Linked DNA regions of Homo sapiens: regions 2 and 3 are each linked to region 1. A link is an interaction called in ENCODE POLR2A ChIA-PET data of the cell type or tissue named here. Cell type or tissue: PC-9. All regions are shown on one strand.

Evidence for each region. ChIA-PET counts read pairs that join two places held together with the same protein. Peaks named below come from ENCODE experiments on the same cell type or tissue, not always from the same donor. Only the 100,000 strongest peaks of a DNase experiment are listed, where the experiment ranks them.
Region 2: POLR2A ChIA-PET joins it to region 1 with 11 read pairs; 34 of 35 experiments call an interaction of 5 or more read pairs at or near these places.
Region 3: POLR2A ChIA-PET joins it to region 1 with 23 read pairs; 5 of 35 experiments call an interaction of 5 or more read pairs at or near these places.

Annotation. Positions count from the first base shown.
Region 1 is chr11:65,506,200-65,508,699 of GRCh38, reverse strand. It overlaps MALAT1 (metastasis associated lung adenocarcinoma transcript 1), which reads right to left. Exons shown (of 1, transcript NR_002819.5): 1 at 2,184-2,500. It also overlaps TALAM1. Among named protein-coding and RNA genes, the nearest start is that of MALAT1, 8.4 kb to the right of the region's middle. RefSeq lists enhancers at 839-908, 625-1,306, 1,019-1,328, 1,829-1,928. In PC-9, no CTCF peak of the experiment used is centred here; DNase peaks (open chromatin) are centred at 159 and 999; H3K4me3 peaks cover 1,956 bases; H3K27ac peaks cover 2,500 bases.
Region 2 is chr11:65,452,225-65,454,724 of GRCh38, reverse strand. No RefSeq gene overlaps it. Among named protein-coding and RNA genes, the nearest start is that of MIR612, 9.0 kb to the right of the region's middle. RefSeq lists an enhancer at 1-24. In PC-9, no CTCF peak of the experiment used is centred here; a DNase peak (open chromatin) is centred at 1,374; H3K4me3 peaks cover 160 bases; H3K27ac peaks cover 1,805 bases.
Region 3 is chr11:65,693,678-65,696,177 of GRCh38, reverse strand. It overlaps the pseudogene RN7SL309P. Among named protein-coding and RNA genes, the nearest start is that of KAT5, 17 kb to the left of the region's middle. In PC-9, no CTCF peak of the experiment used is centred here; no DNase peak of the experiment used is centred here.

The DNA.
Region 1 (2,500 bases):
AGAGGGTGGAAATGACTTCCGGCCTACTTTTCTGCCTCCTCCTGTTGCTGTGATCAGTGTCTGATCTTTACATTTTTCAATCCTGGAGAACTTCCTCAACTCCAGGAACTACGTAGCCCCTGGCGAATGCCCAGCTCCTACTCTTTTTTTTTTTTTTTTTTTTTTTAAGACGGAGTCTCGCTCTGTCGCCCAGGCTGGAGTGCAGTGGCCCGATCTCACCTCACGGCAAGCTCCGCCTCCCAGGTTCACGCCATTCTCCTGCCTCAGCCTCACGAGTAGCTAGGACTACAGGCGCCCTCCACCACGCCCAGCAAATTGTGTGTGTGTGTGTGTGTGTGTGTGTGTGTGTGTGTGTGTGTGTAGTAGAGACGGGGTTTCACCGTGTTAGCCAGGATGGTTTCAATCTCCTGACTTCGTGATCCGCCCGCCTCGGCCTCCCAAAGTGCTGGGATTACAGGCTTGAGCCACCGTGCCCAGCCTTTCTTCTTCTTTTTTTTTTTTTTTTGAGACAGTTTCGCTCTTGTTGCCCAGGCTGGAGTGCAGTGGCGCAATCTCAGCTCACTGCAACCTCCGCCTCCCGGGTCCAAGCGATTCTCCTACCTCAGCCTCTCGAATAGCTGGGGTTACAGACATACGCCACCACGCCCGGCTAATTTTGTATTTTTAGTAGAGATGGGGTTTCTCCATGTTGGTCAGGCTGGTCTCGAACTCCTGACCTCAGGTGATCTGCCCACCTCGGCCTCCCAAAGTCCTGGGATTATAGGCGTGAGCCACTGTGCGTGGCCCCCAATTCCTACTCGTACTCCTTTGCTCTCCAGTAAAGTATTTGTGCTTCCACAGAACCTTCTGCTTTGGAAAAACAGAGACCTTTCTCCATACGAAACTGACTGGGCATCAATTCAGAAGACACTTAAGCAACTTAGGAGAGCACCTAGCTCAGCTTCTTTCATAACCAGCGAGACAGATACCCCATCCCCCATTAGATCACTTCAAGGGAAGAGAAAGCTCCTGTGGCCAAGGCCTATACAGGCTGGGTAGGTTGGGGGTTGGTGTGCTGCTGACCTGCCGGGCCATTGCTTCATCTATCAGAACATTCTAGACATTGAAGAAACAGCAACATAGGGGTTGAAGTGTTGACTGACTAGGATTCAAACCTCAGCTCTGCTGCGTTGTCAAAAGGGGCCCAATCAGAGTCTACCTCTCCATTTGCAAAATGTAATACCATTAAAAAAAAAAAAAAAGGTAGTTCTGCTTCTGAGGCCCCTCCATTAGGCTAAGGGTGTGGCCAGTCACAGGTTCCCCAGGCTGGAAGATTCTTCAGACGTGGGTCCCTCTCTCTGGTAGGTCTGGGTTTACTAGAATGCATCTCAAACTCCAATAAGCAAGGTCTGACTTTTCAGGGAGATCTTAAGGGTAAGGAGGGCCAGGGAGGGTATTTCACCTGAGATCCCAGCCAGTCCTTCCAACAGCCAGATGCTGCTACTAATCCCACAGCACGTTCAAAGGGACAAAAGGGGACCAGTGACAACTGATTAAAGGAAAATGTGATCCTGAGTGACCCAGGACCTTGGGACTCTGAGGGGGAACCAAAGAGCTTAACTGGTTTAAAAACTTAAAAGGATCGGCCAGGCTTGGTGGCTCACACCTGTAATCCCAGCACTTTCAGAGGCCCAGGCGGGTGGATCACACGAGGTCAGGAGTTTGAGACCAGCCTGGCCAATATGGTAAAACCACGTCTCTAACTGAAAATACAAAAATTAGCCAGGCGTGGTGGTGTGCACCTGTAGTCCCAGCTACAGGGAGGGTGAAGCAGGACAACCACTTGGACCCCAGAAGTGGAGGTTGCAGTTTGCAGAGATCATGCCACTACACTCCAGCCTGGGGGACAAAGTGAGACTGTCTCAAAAAAACAAAAAAGAGAGCTTTCCAATGACACACACACCCCGCCCCATTTCTCCCCCAGCCCAGCTCACAGCCAATTACTAAATAGTGGAAAGGAGGCTACTTAAAAAGAAGTTCCCTATTTTCCTGTGGGGGTTACTGGGCTTTTTAGTAGGCCACTCACCCACTACCCTCGCACCAATCCCCCAAAGTCCGTACCCTACTTGAAGATTATGCTGTAATTATGGGTGCTGTGTTTATAGACCACAGATTTAACAGAACAAGCCCACAGAACACCCATCTTTTTTCCCCAATCAAGATTTTTTTATTCACAAAAGAACCACAACAATTTAGAGCTTCTCCATTTTTATTACACAAAATTGTTAAGTTTTCAGCAGTAGGGCTTCTCAAAACACCAGCTGCAGGCTATTACCTGAAAAAGACAAGGCAGTTATATTAGGTTCTCGTGTAAATATGAATATACAATCAAGTCAAGCTCCTGACAAATTATACATCAAGGATGTATATAGTTCAAAGATATTGTGCTGTTACCTCCCACCTCCCCAAAACTCCAAGAACTAGCACCTGCAGAGAAAAGGAGAAATACAGAAAGAGTCCT
Region 2 (2,500 bases), 54 kb after region 1:
AAGAGAAATGCTAGAAGATTCTTAAGGCAGAATAGTTACATCATTTATTGTAGGAAAAAATCTAGGTCTGAAGCCCAAATCAGAATTTGCCCTTTCTGAGCCTAACTTTTCAATTCTGTAATGCTGGGTAAAAATAATTATTGACTTGAAAGATTTCGAGAAATGTATGGACTGTCACATAACACAGTGATGAGTGTGTCTGCAGAAAGCCAAAACGGGAAAGCTGGGAAAACACTGTCCCGGAGACGCTCCCCACCACGCCCCCCGGGAGCCTTGCTCTGTTGCCCAGAGCAAGACTCTGGGCTGGAGTGTGGTGGTGTGATCTTGGCTCACTGCAACCTCCGCCTCCCAGGTTCCAGTGATTCTCCTGCCTCAGCCTCCCGAGACGCTGGGATTACAGGCTCACGCCACTATGCCTGGCTAATTTTTGTATTTTTAGTAGAGACAAGCTTTTGCCATGTTAGCCAGGCTGGTCTCGAACTCCTGACCTCGTGATCCGCCCACCTCGGCCTCCCAAAGTGCTGGAATTACAGGCATGAACCACCGCACCCAGCCCCAGAGAGGCTTTTTAACCCAGCCTGGAGTGCAATGGCACAATATCAGCTCACTGCAACCTCTGCCTCCTGGGCTCAAGCGATCCTCTCACCTCAACCTCCCAAGTAGTTGGGACTATAGGCATGCGCCACCACTCCTGGCTAGTGTGTGTGTGTGTATTTTTTGTAGAGATGCGGTTTTGCCACGTTGCCCAGGCTGGTCTCCAACTCCTAGATTCAAGCGATCCAACCTCCTTGGCCTCCCAAAGTGCCAGGATTACAAGCAGGAACTACTGCGCCTGGTCAAGACAGACTTTTTTTTTTTTTTTTTTTTTTAGACAGAGTCTCACTCTGTGGTCCAGGCTGGAGTGCAGTGGCATGATCTTGGCTCACTGCAACCTCCGCTTCCTGGGTTCAAGCGATTCTCCTGCCTCAACCTCCTGAGTAGCTGGAATTACAGGTGCATGCCACCACGCCCGGCTAATTTTTGAATTTTTAGTAGAGACGGGTTTCACCATGTTGGCCAGGCTGGTCTCGAACTCCTGACCTCAAGTGATTCACCCACCTCAGCCTTCCAAAGGATTGGGATTACAGGCATGAGCCACCGCACCCACCCAGCAGACTTTTAAATATTGTTAATAGTTCAGATTTTGGAGCCAGACTGAAATTAAGTCCCTGCGCTATAGTTTGTAATCCATATGACTTTGAACAAGTTACATAATCTTTTTTTTTTTTTTAAATCTCACCAACCAGAAGCAGCAAGTTACACAATCTTGAATCAGTTTTCTTTTCTGAGAATGGAAATAGAACTTACTCATTGTTATGATAATATATTTCAAAAGCATCTAGAAGAGTGACACGGAGTAAGCAAGTCACAATGTTGAGTCAGACTTGGGATCCAAAAGTTTTTCAGGATTGTTCAAATGCATCTCCTCCCTGGAGCCAGGAAGATTGGAGAAGCTGGTGCATCAGAGCCCCACCCTTCTTCCGGCCTTGTATCCAGCTAGTCTCCTGGGCTCTTAGCAAACTGAACCCAGGGCTTTTCCACTTCCAGGCCTTTCTTTGACCTGTTGCTTCTGCTTGGCCCCTACCTGGAGTACTGTTTTTCTTTCACCTGTTGAGAGTCTGCCCATTCTTGGAGACAAAGGGCCCTACTTCCGGCGTCTACCACAGGCCTGCATATGCTTGTGCTGAGGTATCTCACCACAGATCCTGCTTCCACCAGTCGGACGCAGCGGACCATGGGGTGTAGGGGTGGGGCTCTTCCATAAAGAATGAAATCACGTCCTTTGCAGCAAGTGGATGCAGCTGGAGTTCATTATCCTGAGTTAATGCAGAAACAAACTCAAATACCACATGTTCTCACTTATATAGTAAGTGGGAGCTAAACAATAGGTATACATGGCCATAAAGATGGAAATGACAGACACTGTGGACTCCAAGAGTGGGAACAGAGCGGGAGGGGCAAGGGTTGAAAAACTACATATTGGGTACCATGTTCACTATTTGGGTGCTGGGTTCACCAGAAGCCAAAACCCCAGCATTATGCAATATATCTGTAAAACAAACCTGCACATGGACCCCCTGAATCTATAATGAAAAAAAAAGAAAAAGGCTGGGGAGGGTGTCTCACACCTGTAATCCCAGCACTTTGGGAGGCTGAGGATGGAGGATCACTTGAGCCCAGGAGTTCAAGATCAGCCTGGGTCATGTAGTGAGACTCCATCTCTATTTTTTTTTTTTATTGATCATTCTTGGGTGTTTCTCGCAGAGGGGGATTTGGCAGGGTCATAGGACACTAGTGGAGGGAAGGTCAGCAGACAAACAAGTGAACAAAGGTCTCTGGTTTTCCTAGGCAGAGTGTTTGTGTCCTTGGGTACTTGAGATTAGGGAGCGGTGATGACTCTTAACGAGCATGCTGCCTTCAAGCATCTGTTTAACAAAGCACATCTTGCACCGCCCTTAAT
Region 3 (2,500 bases), 190 kb before region 1:
CCCAGCTGGTCTCAAACTCCTGACCTGAAGCAATCCTACCGCTGCGACCTCCAAAGTGCTGGGATTATAGGCATCACCCACTGCACTCAGCCTCAAACAATAGCCTATTATTTAGAGCAACATCTATTTTAGATCAACATCTGGCACACAGCCTAGACTCAATAAACATTGGCTATTGTTACTGTGCTGGAGATGGGCCAGAGGGGGCTGGTTCCTAGGGCCCAGTGAACCAGGACGGACCACATGTAAAGTAAACAAACTGGTTGGCAGACAGAAAGGTGTGTGAGTGCTTCTTTAGATACCCAAAGTGCACTTTTCTAGTATGATATAATTTTTTTTAAGAGACAGGGTCTTGCTATGTTGCTCAGGCTGGAGTACTGCGGCTGCTCACAGGCACGATCCCACTACTGATCAGCTCAGGAGTTTGGACCCACTCCTTTCCGACTTGGACAGGTTCACCCCTCTTAGGCAACGTGGTGGTCCTGCTCCCAGAAGGTCACCCTATTGAAGCTGAACTTGGTGCAGACACCCAATGGGCATAGTGCACTGTAGCCTAGAACTCCAGGGCTGAAGCGAGCCTCCCGCCTCAGGCTTCCCAGTAGCTAGAACTGTAGACGTTTGCCACCATGGGGGTGTGCCCGGCAATTTCATACAATTTGGATTCATATACTTCCAAATAATCATGGGGAGTGGAGAGCAATATCCAGAGATGCAAAAGGTGGTATTTTTAAAAGAGCTGCAGAAACAGATATTAAATCCATAACTGGTACCGATGTTTCTCATTTGTGTTAAATACAAAATGACAGATATCTTGATTCCAAGTCGCTTATGCACACAGAAAGGCTTCAGGCCTAGTTTCTTCCCTCTTAGAACAAACATCTCCAACAAAAAAAGCTATCTGGGGCTGGGCACAGTGGCTCATGCCTGTAATCCCAGCACTTTGGGAGGCTGAGGCGGGCAGATCACTTGAGGTTAGGAGGTCCAGACCAGCCTGGCCAACATGGTGAAACCCCATCTCTACTAAAAATACAAAAATGAGCCAGGCTTGGTGGCAGGCGCCTGTAACCCCAGCTACTAGGGTGGCTGAGGCAAGAGAATCGCATGAACCCAGGAGGCGGAGGTGTCAGTGAGCCAAGATCACACCACTGCACTCCAGCCTGGGCAACAGAGCAAGACTCTGTCTCAAAAAAAAAAAAAAAAAAAAAAAAAGAAGCTCTCTAGATTGTGCTACTGACAATATTTACATTGTTTTATTAACCTAAACTCTGTGTTAAACTGGATCATTTGTGGAAATAGTAAGTACATCAATAATGACAATAAACTTTCAGGGTTTTTTATTATTTTATTTTTTGAGACGGTCTAATTCTGTCACCTAGGCTGGGGTGCAGTGGCACAATCACAGCTCTCTGGAGCCCCAACTTCCCAGGCTCAAGTGATTCTCCCACCTCAGCCTCCTGAGTAGCTGGGATTACAGCTGCGTGCCACCAAGCCTGCCTCAGTCTCCCAAAAAAGTGCTGTGATTTTAACCAAGTATTCCCATTTTTCTTAGAAAAAGAGAATAAGTTACTATTATTTTTTTCTTTTCTCTTCTTTTCTCTTTTCTCCATTTCTCCTATTCGCCACTTCCTAATTAACCAATGCAATTATAACCTTTCAGCTCCCCTTCACCAGACACTCCCCACAGGACAAGTTCATCTAACCATGTGCTTAGAGGCTCCAGGGCAGAACGCTCTCCCACCAAGCGACTGTCTCAGAGATAACAGTCCATTTGCAACCCAAAGTATGCCCACTATGAAACTCTCTCCCACTAGGAGGTTGCCTCCAGAGACAACAGTCCATCTACGACCTCAAGTATGCCCACTACAAGACTGTCTCCCACCTGGAAAGTCTTTGGCCACTTTTACAACCCATGAAGATGCCAGCAGTTACCAACGTGACTGCCCAGTAGATAAGGCACCAAAGGGAGTCAGCAGATCCCGCACCTGCTTGCTTCCTCTCCCACATTAAAAGAGCCCGCTTTCTGCTCCAAAGCCAAAGTACTGCCCTTAAGGCAGGAAGCCTGTACTTCTTCCCCTAAGTTAGCTTTGGAATAAAAAGTCTCTTTCTTTATACCAGACCTTACTCTCATTAACTGGACTCTGCAAGCAGCAAGCAACTGAACCTGCATTTCAGTTACAATTTTGGTGACCCATATGGGGAAGTGCTGCCCGCCCTAGGTGAGTCTGAGCTGGATAGCCTAGTTATGCTCCTGGGTGAGGCATGGGGTCACCTGTGAGTGCCAGCCGCTCATAGCTAGCGACAGGAACATCATGGAACTTCCCGGCAGCTGCCAAAAATGCTTTTGTTTTTGGAAGAGTCTTCCTTTCACCTCCCAGCATGACATCTGCCACCTTCAGTGTTTCACTGGTACAAAGCAAGTGACCTCTGAAGAAGACAGCAAACTTTGGAACTGGGTGAGTTATTTGGAGTGCATCTGACCACCCTCTACCTCTTTTGCAGT